2 separate regions of the Homo sapiens genome follow, and region 2 is linked to region 1. A link is a loop called in an ENCODE intact Hi-C map of the cell type or tissue named here. Cell type or tissue: lower leg skin. All regions are shown on one strand.

What was found. A loop is a pair of places that touch in the nucleus more often than their neighbours do. Peaks named below come from ENCODE experiments on the same cell type or tissue, not always from the same donor. Only the 100,000 strongest peaks of a DNase experiment are listed, where the experiment ranks them.
Region 2: it touches region 1 in a loop (2.9-fold over the local background); 2 of 110 quality-filtered maps call a loop at or near these places.

Annotation. Positions count from the first base shown.
Region 1 is chr14:102,913,948-102,916,447 of GRCh38, forward strand. No RefSeq gene overlaps it. Among named protein-coding and RNA genes, the nearest start is that of AMN, 7.5 kb to the right of the region's middle. RefSeq lists enhancers at 1-324, 668-1,168 and a silencer at 776-825. In lower leg skin, no CTCF peak of the experiment used is centred here; a DNase peak (open chromatin) is centred at 1,219.
Region 2 is chr14:102,613,553-102,616,052 of GRCh38, forward strand. The region is part of intron 2 of RCOR1 (REST corepressor 1); the gene reads left to right. Among named protein-coding and RNA genes, the nearest start is that of RCOR1, 22 kb to the left of the region's middle. In lower leg skin, no CTCF peak of the experiment used is centred here; no DNase peak of the experiment used is centred here.

The DNA of each region.
Region 1 (2,500 bases):
GACTGAAAGCGCAACCGTACTTGGTGAGAGGCCGGTAATCTCGAGTTCTGGTAAGGAAAGCAAGGCCTGGGGCGGAGGCTGGGGCTCGGCTGCTGGGCTGGATCAGGCGGCACACCCGGCTCACACTGCCCTGCAGTCCTGTGGGAGACAGCGGCACTCGGACCCGCTCACAAGCCCTGCAGGACACCAGTGGAACCACATGGGTGGAAGCCTAGAAATCAGATTCTGAATTGAAGTCCAGGGGGTTTTCTGTTTTCTGAAAATGAGTAGTTGCATAATCTAACCCTAAAATCAACCATTTCTTGTTAAAAGACCAGAAGAACCAAAGTGCTGTGCAGGGGAGGTGTCCGCGCCGCCTATGCTTTTTGTCTTAGTTTTTTAATTTTCAAGGTCATCCTTAAAGCCTCTGCCTTGACCCTGCAGCCACAGGTGACTTGGAGGCTGGAGGCCAGGCCTGGGGTCTGTGTCCTTCAAATAAATGCCTCAGTGCCGCTTGGGGGACTCGGTCCTGTGCCGGAGTTACTCGATTAGAAGTTAAAGGTGGAGGGGAAAGACACCTGTGGGGCCATCCCAACCCACTTCCTCCACTCAGACCACAGCTTTGAATGGGCTCAGTCCCCAGGGACCCCCAGGCCCCAGGGTCAGCCTCGCAGGGCAGAGCTCAGAACCCCCTGCCCAGACCCCAGGGAGCCAAAGGGGCCCAGATCTGGGCACAGGGCAGGAAGAGGGCTGGCACCTGCTGGGAGGGGTCTAGGAGCCAGGGGCACAGCTCACATGAGTGCATACCCAGCACCTCTGCTTCATGTCAAAGGGAGATGATGCTGGCGTCCACCCGAGAGGCCACATGGAAAGCACTCGACATGGACAGGACATCGCCCACAGGAAAAACCCCTGCAAGGGACCTTGGACCTTGGGGAAGGCGGCTGTGCCCTCCCGGGCTGGGCCTTGCACCCTGGCCTGCAGCCATTCGGCTCGGAGGACTCCCGGCACCCACAGGCACTTGGCTCCCGCCACTTCCCTGGCCCCTGTGGCACTTGGGGCTCCACAGCTCTCCGACTCCCTGCTGAGGGTTGAGCCGTTTGCAAGCATGTGTCCCCATGTGTGCTTGAGGGCCGGGGGCACCTGTGCATATGGTCAAGGGCCTTCTGTGCACACATGGCACCTGCAGTGTGGTCCCAGCCGTTCCTCAGCACCCGTGGGCCCAGCTCCATCTCGGGCGGCCTGCTTGGCGCAGCTCTCGCTGGTCACCTCGTGCCGGGTGACTGCTCTCCATCAGCTGTGCCCGGGCTCCACATACATAGCCCGGGTCACATCCACTCACGTCCTGGTCCAGCCAGCCTTGCGGGGACTCTGCCCAAGGAGGGACAGTAAGGGTTTTTGAGTACCAAGTCAGTGACCCTGACTGCCAGCAGCGGCTCCTCTTGACCCGGAGGCCGGTGAACACCTGACAACATTTCCCTCCATACAGCGCAGGGGCAGGGGCAGATTAACCCTCCGTGCGGAAGGAGGAGTGGAGGTGGAGGCGGGACAGTGGCTGGCCCCTGGTCCAAGTCTTGCAGAGCCCTCCCCATCTGGGGTGGGGTTGAAGCAAGTCACTCAGGGGCAGCTTCCTAGCTGGTGCTCCCGAGACCCTCAGCTCCCCAACACCCTGATGTCCTCCTCCTTCCTCCCATTGTCCATGGATGGAGAAGGGACCAACGGTTCCTCCGGGGCTGAGCTCTCGTCTCCTGGTGCTCCTGCTTCCCTACCCCCCAACCCCCAGGCCAGGGCTGCAGCCTGAAGGGGCACTGGGTCCCTGCGCCCTGTGAGATGGGCGCTGCCACCCTTGCTCTGCAGGTGACGAATGGAGGCGAAGTGAATTGCAGTGTCATATGGCATTTGAGTCCTAGACAGCGCCCAGGACTGGTCCGACCACCGCTAGATGCCACCAGGGGGGCTCTGCCTGTCCCCCACCCCAGCAGACAGCAGGCCCAGCCCCATCCAAGCTAGGTGGAGACCCCTGGTCCATACCCTCCTGGGCTTCCCTCTGAGTTGTATCCAACCCACCCAGCAACAGCTGCTCTCAGCAAGCCTCCTGGCCTCACCTGCACTCTCTTCCCTCCTCTCCTGCCTCTTGCCTTCCTTTTTTTGTGAGACAGATCTTGCTCTCTCGCCCAGGCTGGAGTGCTGTGGCGCAAGCTCAGCTCCCTGCAACCTCTGCCTCCTGGGTTCCAACAAATCTCCTGCCTCAGCCTCCCAAGTAGCTGGGATTACAGGCACCCATCACCACGCCCAGCTAATTTTTATATTTTTAGTAGAGATGGGGTTTCACCATGTTGGCCACGCTGATCTCGAACTCCTGACCTCAGGTGATCTGCCTGCCTTGGCCTCCCAAAGTGCTGGGATTACAGGTGTGAGCCACTGTGCCCAGCCACCTTCCTTTAAAAACAAAAACAAAAAACCCCAAAAACCTGAGGTCTTGCTCTGAGGCCCAGGCTGGGGTAATCGCAGTTCACTGCAG
Region 2 (2,500 bases), 300 kb before region 1:
CTCCCGAGTAGCTGGGACTACAGGCGCCCGCCACTGCGCCCGGCTAATTTTTTGTATTTTTAGTAGAGACGGGGTTTCACCATGGTCTCGATCTCCTGACCTCGTGATCCGCCCGCCTCGGCCTCCCAAAGTGCTGGGATTACAGGCATGAGCCACCGCGCCCCGCCATCCTTTTTTTTTTTTTTAAAGAGGTGGAGTATAACTATGTTGCCCAGGCTGATCTTGAACTCCTGGCCTCAAGCAGTCCTCTACCTTGGCCTCACAAAGTGCTGGGATTACAGGAGTGAACCACCGCGCCTGGCTGAGATAGGTTGTTTTTTGAATTAACTATTCTTTTTTTTTTTTTTTTTTTTTTTTGAGACAGAGTTTCGCTGTTGTTGCCCAGGCTGGAGTGCAGTGGTGCAATGATCTAGGCTCACTGCAACCTCTGCCTCCCAGGTTTAAGGGATTCGCCTGCCTCAGCTTCCCAAGCAGCTGGGATTACAGGCATGTGCCACTACACCCGGCTGATTTTGTATTTTTGGTAGAGACGGGGTTTCTCCATGTTGGTCAGGCTGGTCTTGAGTTCCCAACCTCAGGTGATCTACCCTCCTTGGCCTCCCAACGTGCTGGGATTATAGGCGTGAGCCACTGCACCCAGCCATGTTTTTAAGATTTTTAAACATCTGGCTCTTTTTTTTTTTTTTTTTTGAGACGGAGTCTCGCTTTGTCACCTAGGCTGGAGTCCAGTGGCGCCATCTCGGCTCACTGCAAGCTCCGCTTCCTGGATTCACTCCATTCTCCTGCCTCAGCCCCCCGAGTAGCTGGGACTACAGGCACCCGCCACCATGCCCGGCTAATTTTTTGCATTTTTAGTAGAGACGGGGTTTCACCACGTTAGCCAGCATGGTCTCGATCTCTTGACCTCGTGATCCGCCCGCCTCGGCCTCCCAAAGTGCTGGGATTACAAGCATGAGCCACTGCACCCAGCCCTTCTGGCTCTTTTTAAATGTCAGATATTGATAACTCCCAGACTGAATTAAGATTTTATATGTCAGATGATTAACTATCATTTTGAGTTGTTGCTTAGTTCTCTGCTTGCTTGGCAACAGGTCAGTTTCCATGGTATTGCCATTTTTGTACCGCATTCTTAGTGGAGCTGAGAGGTTGGGGGTGAGGCTACAGGGCCGAACTCTATAAACTAGAATAGCTAAACTTTTATCCAGTTTGGTGTATAAAATTTTTTGATATACAGCTCAGGAAAAGCATATAAAAAACAAAAATAAAAATAATTTCTGAATAATTTTTTTTTTTTTTTGAGACGGAGTCTCGCTCTGTCGCCCAGGCTGGAGTGCAGTGGCGTGATCTCGGCTCACTGCAAGCTCCACCTCCCGGGTTCATACCATTCTCCTGCCTCAGCCTCCCGAGTAGCTGGGAGTACAGGCACGTGCCACCATGCCCAGCTAATTTTTTGTATTTTTAGTAGAGACGGGGTTTCACCATGTTGGCCAGGATGGTCTCGATCTCTTGACCTCGTGATGTGCCCGCCTTGGCCTCCCAAAGTGCTGGGATTACAGGCGTGAGCCATAGTGCCCGGCCCCCCCGCCCCCACCTTTTTTTGAGACAGAGTCTTATTCTCACCCAGCCTGGAGTGCAGTGTTAACGATCTTGGCTCACTGCAACCTCTTCCTCCTGGGCTCAAGTGATTCTTCTGCTTCAGCCTCCCAAGTAGCTGGAACTACAGGTGTATGTCGTCATGCCTGGCTAAATTTTTTTTTTTAATATTTTTTAGTAGAGACGGGGTTTCACCATGTTGTCCCAGCTGGTCTCGAACCCCTGGGCTCAAGCAATCCACCCATCGTGGCCTCCTGCAGTGCTGGGGTTATAGGCATGAGCCACCTTGGCCTGCATAATTCTTTTTTTTTTTTTTTTTTGAGATGGAGTTTCGCTCTTGTCGCTCAGGCTGGAGTGCAATGGTGCGATCTCGGCTCACCGCAACCTCCACCTCCTGGATTCAAGCAATTCTCCTGCCTCAGCCTCCCAAGTAGCTGGGATTACAGGTGTGCACCACCATGCCTAGCTAATTTTGTATTTTTAGTAGAGACAGGGTTTCTCCATGTTGGTCAGGCTGGTCTCCAACTCCCGACCTCAGATTATCTGCCCAACCTTGGCCTCCCAAAGTGCTGGTATTACAGGTGTGAGCCACCACGCCTGGCCATTAATTCTTTTTTAAGAAAGAGTTTCATTGCTATTAAACAAGTTTGAAAATCACAGTTTCTGCTTGAGTAGAAAATACAAACTTGGGTTTCTACCACTACACTTTCACAACATGCTTTTGACTCCAGATTTGAGGGGGGATTTCTCCCCAACAGGAGGTAGGCCATCAGTTCTGCAGTGGGCAGCAGCTGGGCATCCTCTAATTGAATTCAGTTCTGACACTGTCTACACTACCCGCTTAGAGATGGATGGTGACACATCACACAGGTTGAGGACTCAGTCCTATCTTTGATAGTGAACGTAA